2 separate regions of the Homo sapiens genome follow, and region 2 is linked to region 1. The links are chromatin loops, found by intact Hi-C in ENCODE. Cell type or tissue: endothelial cell of umbilical vein. All regions are shown on one strand. Links, peaks and the distances in the headings refer to the core of each region. The heading gives the core; the rest is flanking DNA.

The links. Hi-C counts contacts between places; a loop is a spot of excess contacts. Peaks named below come from ENCODE experiments on the same cell type or tissue, not always from the same donor. Only the 100,000 strongest peaks of a DNase experiment are listed, where the experiment ranks them.
Region 2: a loop joins it to region 1, with 2.4 times the contacts of the local background. A loop is called at or near these places in 2 of 110 quality-filtered maps.

What each region holds. Positions count from the first base shown.
Region 1 is chr5:113,609,558-113,614,938 of GRCh38, forward strand. No RefSeq gene overlaps it. Among named protein-coding and RNA genes, the nearest start is that of YTHDC2, 99 kb to the left of the region's middle. In endothelial cell of umbilical vein, for the core only: a CTCF peak has its summit at 2,631 (motif pointing right); no DNase peak of the experiment used is centred there.
Region 2 is chr5:113,804,347-113,809,727 of GRCh38, forward strand. LOC124901047 (a long non-coding RNA gene) reads left to right here and starts at 1,737. Exons shown (of 2, transcript XR_007058906.1): 1 at 1,737-3,821. In endothelial cell of umbilical vein, for the core only: a CTCF peak has its summit at 2,019; a DNase peak (open chromatin) is centred at 2,015; H3K27ac peaks cover 895 bases.

The sequences.
Region 1 (5,381 bases), core at 145-5,144:
TTGGGGAGTATCAGAAATTGCTTCACATTAGAGAGACCTTTGGTGTGTACTAACGAGGTAGGAAATATACTTTAAGGGATGGCTACTAGTAGTTATGGAGGGATACTTGACTCTTTGCACATTTGGATCAGAGAAGCACGCTGTTGACCACCTGGAAGATATGGAAACATCCCTACCCCCACTAAGAGATGAGACTCCCATGGGGGATGGGCTGATTACAAAATAGGCTTATTGGCTTTGCTTTGCCTTGCAATAAAATGCATGGTAGAAGCACTGCACTATCTTCTTCTATAGTATTTCTCTCCTTTTGGGGATCCAGGATCCAGTATAAAATGGCACCCTTAATTTTGGGGATCTGTCTTTGCCTTCAGCTGTGCCTGCTTATTAGACCCTAGAAATGAGTGCTTTCCTAGCCCTGTTCCTCCAAGGGCTCTACCCTGAAGCCAGTAATTCAGTTAAGAAACTGGCAAATGAAAAATCTTACAAGTACTGAATCTTCTGTCTGTCTGTATAGCTAAATATGTGTTGTGTGTAATGTCTATAAAACAGCTCTAATTGATTGGCTCAAAGAAAAATACACATTTAAATCAAGTATTTTTTAAAGCAAATATAAAAGCTATAATGCCTTTCAGTGCAAGTGGCTTTAATGTTTAAGAAATAAAAATAATCTTAGGGATTATTGGTAAAATATAAATGTCATCAAAATGCAAATGGGTGGTCTACATCATATAAGTCTGATACTAGGTTTGATAAATGTTTCAAGACTGTAAGCTGCCTGCTTTACAATTTGGTAAGGCCTGGGGACGTACAAAATTAACCACACCCCTAACTATGCTGGAAAAAGTGACTTTATCTGTGTCTAGTACATAATCAAAACAACTTACCAGGTTTCACATTAAAGTTAAAAACTGCTAAAAGTTATCATTATAACATGTAACTTAAACCACTAAAAATAGATTTACGTATGAGGTGTGTAAAAGCAGTAAAATGTGTCTTTAGTAGAAGATTATAAGAAGGCATGGAAATGTAAATTTCACCTAGGAATAAAGGATTGTCTTAAATTAGATAAGATACATCTGAATGTTTAAGCAAGTTGTGGAAATATTGTAAAATTAATCTTGCAAAAAAATCCTGTGTGTAAACATTAACTAAATTCAAAAGGGTAATACAAAAGGGTATTATATGGTCTTTTCATAAATTGAGGATTGAAATAAAAATACAGCAAGTTTGTCTTAATAAACTAGTCTGCCTTTTAGCAGAAAGGTTATAAAAGGTTTGTAAAAATTTTACCTCATGGTCAAAATGGTTAAAATTAGATGGAATTGTCTATGAGGCTTTACCAAAAAATTTGGGTTAACGTTAATAAACTAATGCAAGGGTAAAATTTGGCTTTGAACAGGATTTTCATGTAATAGTAAAGGCTAATGAAAGGTTTTTGCCTTTTTAAAATTTTTGAGTCATCATTTTGGCAAAATAAATAAATTTATGGTAGTCTAGAATTCTATTTCATAACATCAATATTTTAAACCTGTAACATATTTACCAGGTTTTCCAAAATCAAACCTCAGTTTCAAAATTGTCTTTCGTGATACTTGGCTTTTCGGAGGCTCCAGAAGGGACCCTGGAGTGTCCAGAAAAGAGAGAAAAACAGGATTATTTAACAGGTTTAGGTATATGAGATTGCCAAAATGATGTTAAATCATCTTCAGGTTATATTTTAGTGGATAATGTTAATATATGTTCCAAAATTGTGTGAGATGTCAAAAAATTCTAATGATAAAATATGTTATATTTAATGGCAGTTATCTTTCTGGTCATCTTTAAGAATTTGGTATGTGTGTCAATCAAAAAGTTCATTGTAAATTAATTCTGAGCTAAGCAGTAAAGGGACTTATTGGAAGGATGTCAAGCCATTCACAGAATTAACGAGATTGAAGAACTAGATATTGAAATAGGCAGGGGTGTGGGAAGATGGAATTTTAGCCAAGGAAGGGTCAGGCCAGGACCTTATCCCTGGCTTTGCTGCCATTAGACACTATAGAGCTCTTCAAACACTTTTCATCCTTCCCTCTATCTTTGCACCACCCTTTCAAGAATCAAAGTCTGATTGGAGCAAATGACCAGATAAGCGGGTGCTTTTCTGGCCAAAGAAAATCAGGCAGGCCTCTTCTGCCATGTCAGGTAGAACCCTACTTCTCACCAACCCTGATACAATGCAGTAACCTCCACAATAGGAAAGGGGTTTCAATTATGGTTAGATTTTTTTTTTTAAAGACAATAGATGTGCTACAGCATTTACTGATCCCTGCTGATTATAGGATCCTTTTTCATTTGCCTAGTGATTGAAATAATGTATAAAGTGGAAGTTGTTAAACTGTGGCCCATGCATATGATTCAAGGGTCATATATTGTCTAAAATTGTGTGCAGAAATTTGAGGTATATGCATTTCGCATTTTTGGCGGTGGGAGGGTCCATAACTTCTCCAAGAGGTCTACAATCTACAAAAAATTGAGAAATACTCTCTGGAAAGTTCTATATAATTGCTTTCTCCTTTTGAAAGTTCACTCATTTGTCTGCATTAATTGTCACTAGTATTACTACCTTTTATCCGCTAGATGGTGATATTGTACGTGTTTTCATGCACCAATCATAAGCTTCATTGATATGAATTGAAATAGCTCAGTGGTTTAAACGAAACCTCTTCAAAACCATTTGAGGGAAGGAAGGAATTTTAGAAACTGCATATTCCTTCTCCTTGTCTTACACATGAGGAACTGCGTTCCCAAAAGTTTAAGAGAGAGCCTTGACTGGAAAAAAAACCCCTTTGAAAAAATGGAAAGGATGCCCTGAGGGGAAGGAGCACCTGGAGTCTGGGCTCTCCTCTTTCAACCCCAAATCACTTTAGGATGCACCTCTGGCTAGCTGAGAGACTGGGGGTGGTGCTGGTTGTGGACTTTAGATGCCTTTGGCTCTGAGACACATATATTTCAGTTAAAACTGACCATGACTGAAAATCTGATCCTTCTCTTGGGATCCTGATAATGCTAAAGAGAGCTTTACTTAGGGAAGAGTTTGCAAAGAAAGCCGCTTTTCTCTGACATAAGCCTCCCCTCTCCCCTTTCCTGGTTAGCTTTAGACATTTCTTAAGTGCAGTATGTTATTTTGAGGGCCAAAGGTAACCCTATATAGATGTACGTATTATGATAACAGGAATGAGTGACTGAGGCAAAAGTCTTGTTATCAATGGTGAATATCACAGTTACTGTTGGATAATCTGTGTGGGTCTGCAGCAGCCTCAGTTCTTGACTCCTCAGAAGAAAGAATTCAACTAAGGGGCATAAGGCAGAAGAAAAGACCAAGGCAAGTTTCAGAGCAGGAATGAAAAGAAAGTAAAGTACACTTGGAAGAGGGTCAAGTGGGAATGTTGGAGGTAAAGTGCCCTGTTTGACCTTGGACTTAGGGTTTTATATGCTGCCAGTGTCTTGCCTCCCTTTTACCTTGATTCTTCCCTTGGGGTGAGCTGCCCACATGTGTGGTGCTGCTAGCACTTGGGAGGTGAGTATGTGCAGTATGTTTACTGGAGTTGTAAGCATGCTCACCTGATGCAGTCTTCCGTTTTCCAGAGGAATGCCCCCAGAAAGTCATATACCAGTTAATTTGCACCATTTTGCCTCTTAATGCATATGTTTGAGCCCACTCACCCAATTCCTGAGATCTTATTGGGAAGCTGCTGATCTCCAGTTTCAGTTGTTTTTATCTAATGGGAAACTGCCTTTCTCTGGCAGAGGCTGTGACCAATTATCATTTTGGAGAGGCCATGTGACAAACTGCCTGACCATCACCTGATGGTTGCCTGGCATTCCTGGTGGTGGTTAGGGGAGCCCTCTCTTGCCCTGCTCGTGCCTCATGGCTGTGTCCCCACCCAGATTTCATCTTGAATTCCCACGTGTTGTGGGAGAGACCAGGTGGGAGGTAATTGAATCATGGGGGCAAATCTTTCCCATGCTGTTCCTGTGATAGTGAGTAAGTCTCACGAGATCTGATGGTTTTAAAAAGAGGTATTCTCCTGCACACGCTCCCTCATTTTTTGCCTGCTGCCATCCAGTTAAGATATGACTTGCTCCTCCTTGCCTTCTGCCATGATGTGAGGCTTCCCTAGCCACATGGAACTGTAAGTCCAATTAAACCTTTTTCTTTTGTAAATTGCTCAGTCTCAGGTATGTCTTTACCAGCACCATGAAAACGAACTAATACACCTGACTAGCTACCTACTGTAACAGTCTCAACTATCTAGATTTATTAAGCCAGCTTTAGGGTATTCTGCGAAAAAATAAGCCATAGACATATGTTCTTCTCTGATTGTTTTTCAGAGAGGTTTTCAGGAGTTCAGTATTTATACACTTCCTTAAAGCAGGGGAAGGCATTTGGAAGAGAGACAGGTAGGCAGTTAGATGAATTACATTCTTATGTAATTTGGAAGAGATTACGGCATTTGGAAGAGAGACAGGTAGGCAGTTACATTCTTATGAGACTTTAGTTAGTGGCCAGTGAATCTACATTTTACATGGGATAAAGGGAACCCCTGAAGAGAAAAAAAGGAGTAAAGGAGAATCAATAATGCAGACATTTCTGGGTAGATGGAGGAAGTGACTGACCTCATCTTGTCTTTGTTCTGTACCTGGTAAGATATGTATAACAGACTTTAGTCTTAGGAACTAGACTTAGACTGTAGACCCACAGTTACAATTGGCATGTCCTTGTTTATGGGAGGCCAGCAAATAATTTACTTATGAGTGATCTGTGGAGACAGCCCTCCCTAGATGCCTGAGGCCTTTCACTTCTCCACCTCTCCTTGAGGATCTGGCTGATGCATAATGCTAGTAGCAGCTATTCATTTGCAAGAGGATGTTGCACGACTCAGTCTTCAGGCTTAACCTTCCTTTTGCATAAGGAGTTTGGGGGTCCTGAGATTCTTTAAAATTTTCCTTTACAATAAGCAGTTTTGACAACACTTAAGAGATGTGCTGTAAATATTAGTGTTTGGAGTTCCCAGACATGAAGATAGAGAAAGCCTCAAGTCACATGGGCTGCGAGAGTGGAGCACGGTGGAAAAGTGGCTGGACAGATTCTCACAAGCAGTGGGTCTTCCTCAATGAGTTCTGTGGCATCCTTCATGTTCAGACCATTAAACCAAGGCACCAAATGGAGCTACCACATGTGCTCAGGACCCACGTTTCTGGAGGATAATCCTTCCAAATGAATCCTCCAAAAGTGTCTTTAAGCAGTATCCAAAGCTACTGCTATGTCTTTTCCCCTCCACTTCCCTATTATGTTTGCTCCTCAGTCCTCAGCCACACCCTAGAAAAGACAGGAATCAAAG
Region 2 (5,381 bases), core at 110-5,109, 190 kb after region 1:
TCCAGTGGCTGCTGTCTCCTCTCCCAGGATTAAGGAATGGAGTTGCCAGCTCATCCTAGGGGAAGCCCTGCTACTGCAGGATATCCAGTAGCCTGAGCTGACTCATCCATTTCTGAAGCTGCCCATGGTTCCTTTCCAGAGCCACCTGGTGTGCAAAATCCACCTATGCACCATGGCATCCAGGCTGAGAGAAGGGCACTTCTCTATCACCGCACATGTGAGTAGAATTTGGTAGCATTCGTACAGAGCCGGTGAAAAACTCAGGACTATTGCAAAAAATTTGAGGGTATTAAAATATGCATCTGACAGTCCCCCCTGACTTTTCACTCCATCTCCCCCTCATGTACCCTAATAATTGTGAGACAGAAAACAGTCTCTGAAGTCATGGAACTAGAAATCTGACTGGGGGTTAGGAGAGATAAGGCGTATACCCATGAAAAGGGAAATAGCTTAACAAGCATTAAATAACAGTACTCTCTTTATTTAACAAGAAGAGCTTATAGTCTAGAAGGGAAGACAGGAAGAAAACAGGAGTTAAAGTAGAAAGGTTAAGTCTTTGGTAACAATTATGTAGGTATTTAGGTGATGACAATATCAGGGAAGTGACGTGACAGTACAGAATATGAGCTCAATAGGAAAGAGATCTATCATTACCTGTACTTCAGGAGAGAGCGCGACTGCTGTGGCTGTACTAGGCAGGGAAGGCTTGAGATAGGCCTTGCAGGATAAACACAGCTTATGTAGACCAAGGGGAGGATATCCCTCTGCTCACTGCTGATTCTCCAGCCTGACGTGTGAGGCAGAGCAGGCGCCAGCAGATGGAGGTAAGATGGTTTTCAGAGGAAGCCTGGAATGGAACTGAGGGAGCTGTTGGTAGAGCTGCACGCTAGGTCAGGAGGCCTGGTTTCAGTCTTGGACCTGATATTAACTACTCTGATGGTTTGTGTTAAGTCTCCTCACTTCTTTGGGTCTCTCTTTCTCATTTTAAAAATGAGCAGGTTGGGCTAAGTGATCCACAAATCCCTTTTCCGGGTCATATCTATGATTTTATTATTTCCTCACCTGGAGCATACAGATAATTCAATGAAGATTTAAAAGGCTTGTCAAAATTTGGAAAATATTATTTCTTTTCACTTCAGAGCAAGCAATGTGGGAGAATATAAAATAGCCTCTGAATTTTATTGTATTAGGTATTTCTTTGCACTAGGAAATTTGTATTTTAATGAATTGGAAATGTTTCACTGGCATTTCTTCCTACTCATTATGTATTTCAGAAGGGACATTTCTCCCCGACATATCACTTGGTCTTTTGTGGTTGTTTTTGTGTTCTAAGGAGCCAGTCATTAATTATGCTTCTCCACAGACTTGGAGAAATACCTCCAAGGATCTGCCACTTGGGTGGAATTTTCTCAATCTGGTCTACACCATGACAGAAACACTGTTCTTTAGACTTCTCAACTCAAGGACTTTCTTTCAGTTTTGAAAAGGTTATGTGTCATATGCCAGAGACTACTAAGGGCTGGAGATTGTCTTGGCTACTCATATGAAAATATATTGTAGTTGCAGTGGTGGAACTGAAATTATAGTTTTTGAATAAGAATAAATGCAGGAAGGAATTCTATCCTTTTATCAGAGCATTTTCCTTCAGGAGTATAAAAGACTATATCTACACAGAATCAAATAAAGTGAAGATTTGTCCATTATACAACTATTCTGATCTTTGTAGATAACCAGAATGCTGGAAGCCAAAATGTTGAAAATCTTTCATATGGTTTTATTACTGGAATATCCAGATGGGTTGCTTGCATTGATTAGATTCCATAGGAAATGAATAAAACTCTACTTCCTGTTTTGTATGATAATTATAAAGTGAGTGACGTGACTTCCTTCTCCAGTTCAGATGAACGTAGGATAACATTTTCTTTAAGTGTTAGTAAAAAGGCCATTTTTCCTTCTACCCAGGCTGTCTTTCACTTTCTCTTTTCCTGCAGTTCTGCAGGCTTGAGAATGGTGGTGCTACTGTCCCATTCTTGTTTTCCTGTTGAAAAAAGATTTAGGGCTTTCACTTCTCTGGATCATTAATAGCATTTACAGCAAGGTAAAGGAAGAAGAAAGCACCATTCAATACCATGAATCACGGAACAAGCTGATGACTTACGAAGGTCAGGGAAGGACCTGCCAGCATCTTTTCAATTCATGTGTGCAGGCATTCCACAGATTACTAAGTGCACTGTCACTTTTACAGGGAAGTGTCAGATATTAGCCTCAGCTAAGGAGGCAGAAGCTCATTGTAGCAGATTGATCTTTGGAGACAAATCTGTGCTTATCTAATTCATTTCAGAAAGCTCTCCAATATTCCAAAAAGCACAAATCAGGTCAAGGAAAATGTGAATTGACTCTGAAGGAAAAGCACAAAGAGAGTAGAGCTTTACAAGTGAAAGGAGTGGTGAGGTTTCTGTATCCCCAAAACATAGGAGTAAAGGAGCTTATGGGTGTTTTGTAGGCATAAGTGTAGAAGCATTACAGAGAGAGACTAAGAGCCCGTACCTATGCCTGCACAGGCCAAATGTGCCTCGGGTGGCCCTAAGCAGAAAACAAAGTTACCATTTCTCCCTTTTAAGGGCTTGCCATTGCATCATCAGTTGGGCCTGGCTCTCTTTCCTCCTCCTTTCTGAGGCTTGAGGGAGAGGAAAGTCCTTCCTGCCTGGGGCGCCCAGAGCTGTCACTTTGGCTCTGGTTCAGTGAAACCTGGCCATTGACAGGACAGATGGCTATGGCAGCAGCCCATCCCATCAGCCCTAGAAGCCCTGTTTCTATTCAGATCATGTTCTCAAGTGATCTTTAGCGGATCCATGCTTAAGCATAGAAACAGAAAGCTTTGGCCAGCTTCTAGTTCCCATTAGCTTGTCTCTGAGACACCATGCTTAGTTGTGTGTGTATCTGAATTGAGGCAGTCAGTGATGTACTAGGGCTGAAATAGTAATAATAATAACAATTCTGACAGCTTTGAAGGTAGACCCTCCTGCTCATTTTAAATCACAGGCGCTGTTCTCTGCTTAGCTCTATGGAGCAATAAAAAGAAAAAAATACAAAAAGGCAGGCTGGGGAGAAGTGTGTTGCTCCTGTGTGGGGGCGGGATCATCTGAGGAGTGTTTCCAGGGAACTCTGGCAGGAGGGTTCTTGTTCATGAAGGATTTCCCCGGCACTGCGCTGTGGCAGGATAACAGATGGGCTTCTCTGTATTACAGAAGGGAAAATACCTTTTGTCTTCGCCAATGCCCTTCACTGCAGGCAAGCAAATAGGAGGGCCTTGTAAGCACCACTTCTGCTCCTCGATGCAGCCTCTGTCATGAGCCATCAGATTTTTCTCTGTAAGAATAGAAAGTCTTTTCACAGTATTCTCCTCCTGAAAGCTGTCAGCCATGAAGAGTGCCATGTCCTTGTTTAGAGACGCAGCTTCTGGAATGCTTGAGTGAAAAGCCAAAGGCATTTCATTTCTGAGGTTGTCAAAAATATTCACAGTCTTCCTGCTTGTGCCGAGGATGCTGACCTCATTCTCTCCAGATTTGTACCATATGTGGAGACTGGAGACTCCAGGACATAGGATTACAGTTTGGAAAGGTCTCCCTTGTTGGAATGGACTCAGCACACTTAGGATAAAGCTTAAGGAAAACTCAGCCACTCATGCAATTTTGTAAAGGAGTCTGTACCTTTGCTTGCAATTTTATAATTGTCTTGATTTCTTTTATTTGTAACCTTACACACCATTTGCCAGAAAAATTCAATAAAACGGAACAACGAGGAATTCTTACTATGACTTGGTGAGTTTAGTTTCCCAATTTTAGAGGGGAGAAACTGAGACGCAGAAAAGCTTAAGTTCTCTGAAGAGGCCAAACCAAGAGCAATTGATTAGTCTATTTCAGAAAATGCAGAAGCTGCTTTGTTTTCCAGCACATTATGAACTTATGGGGAGCATGGGCCTGCCTTTGCCTTCATTTCCAGTGTACCTCTAGCTTGGTGGCAGGGTGGTGCCTTTCTCCCCACTTGTTGATGGCTCTTGATCTGTTCTCCTGAGTAGACTAGGGAGGAATTCAAGCTGAACCTGGTTATTTATAGTGCAGAATTTAGGCTTAGAAGTGTATAATATATACACAACTTCTGTAGCTGCTCTCTTTCTCTATGAGTTGATTATCCTTTTATACCTACCAGCCTTTCCTCCTCTGGATCTTTCTCCCCTTCCTGTTCTTTTTCTTCCTCTCCCTCCTGCTCTTTCTTTTATTGTCTTATTGTGGGAACAGGGGACTATTTACAATTCACCTATGGGCTTATAAACCGACAAATGACCTACTGCTGTTGTTATTTCTGAGATAGATGTTTTGGGGAATCTGGCCAAAAGATGCTAGGCTGGATACTTAAACTACCTAATCATGAGTCTTCAAACGTATGTGGAAAGTATTTGGTCTTGAAACAGGTGATAAAACAGTTTCCCAGTGTAATCCTTTGTTACTCATGATTTTATGTGTTTGTGCTTTTGTCAACATTGGGCAAAACATCTAATTATCTGTACTCTCCTATCCTGAATGCCACTTGGTGGCAAGGGTGCTCTCATTTTTGAATCCTCTCTGGTGTCTGGTAGACATATTGGTATTTCAGCTAATTTAATTTAATTCTTATAAAACATGTGTATGTATCAGAGAGCTGAGGGAAATGACTCATGTACAATTGGGAAGGGCAAAACCTTTCATTTATGGATTTCTAGCTGCTAAACTGTTGATTTAATATATTAATCTTTCCAGATACTTATAAACCAGATATAGAACTGAATCCAGGGAATAATTCCAAGATTCTGTTATTTCCAAAAAGCTGCCAGGAATATTTGGAGAACTTTTAAAAACACTTGGAAATTCATTAGCTTATGAAAGAAAATGTCCAGAAAAAATGTTTTATAAGGTTTTCGTTTAAATTTTATTGATTTTCATAAAGCTTAGATAGAAAAATAAATGTGTTTACTGCACAGATTTTTGCTGGGGACTGTGATAACAAAAAAAATGTTAGTTTTTTAAGAGGAACAAAACTAAGAATTAGTTTTCGTGAAATGTTGTCATTTGTTTGGAGTCTTTTGATGAAGTGGTGGACTTCTTTCTTTTTCCTAACCTCTCTAGTAGTCAAGATATTGAAGACTTTGAAGAGAGGCACAAACAATGATTCATAGCTGTTGTGATTTTATTATTATAATTTTTGTTTACTTAGCAGGAGATTTCTTTCTAGGAAGAGTTGTGTTGGTTGAGTGAATATGCTGATAAACTACTCTGACAAGAGTGTAAGACATCAAAAGCATGCTGAAGGACTGGCAGCTTTTTGTCAAATTAATGTTGAGAAGA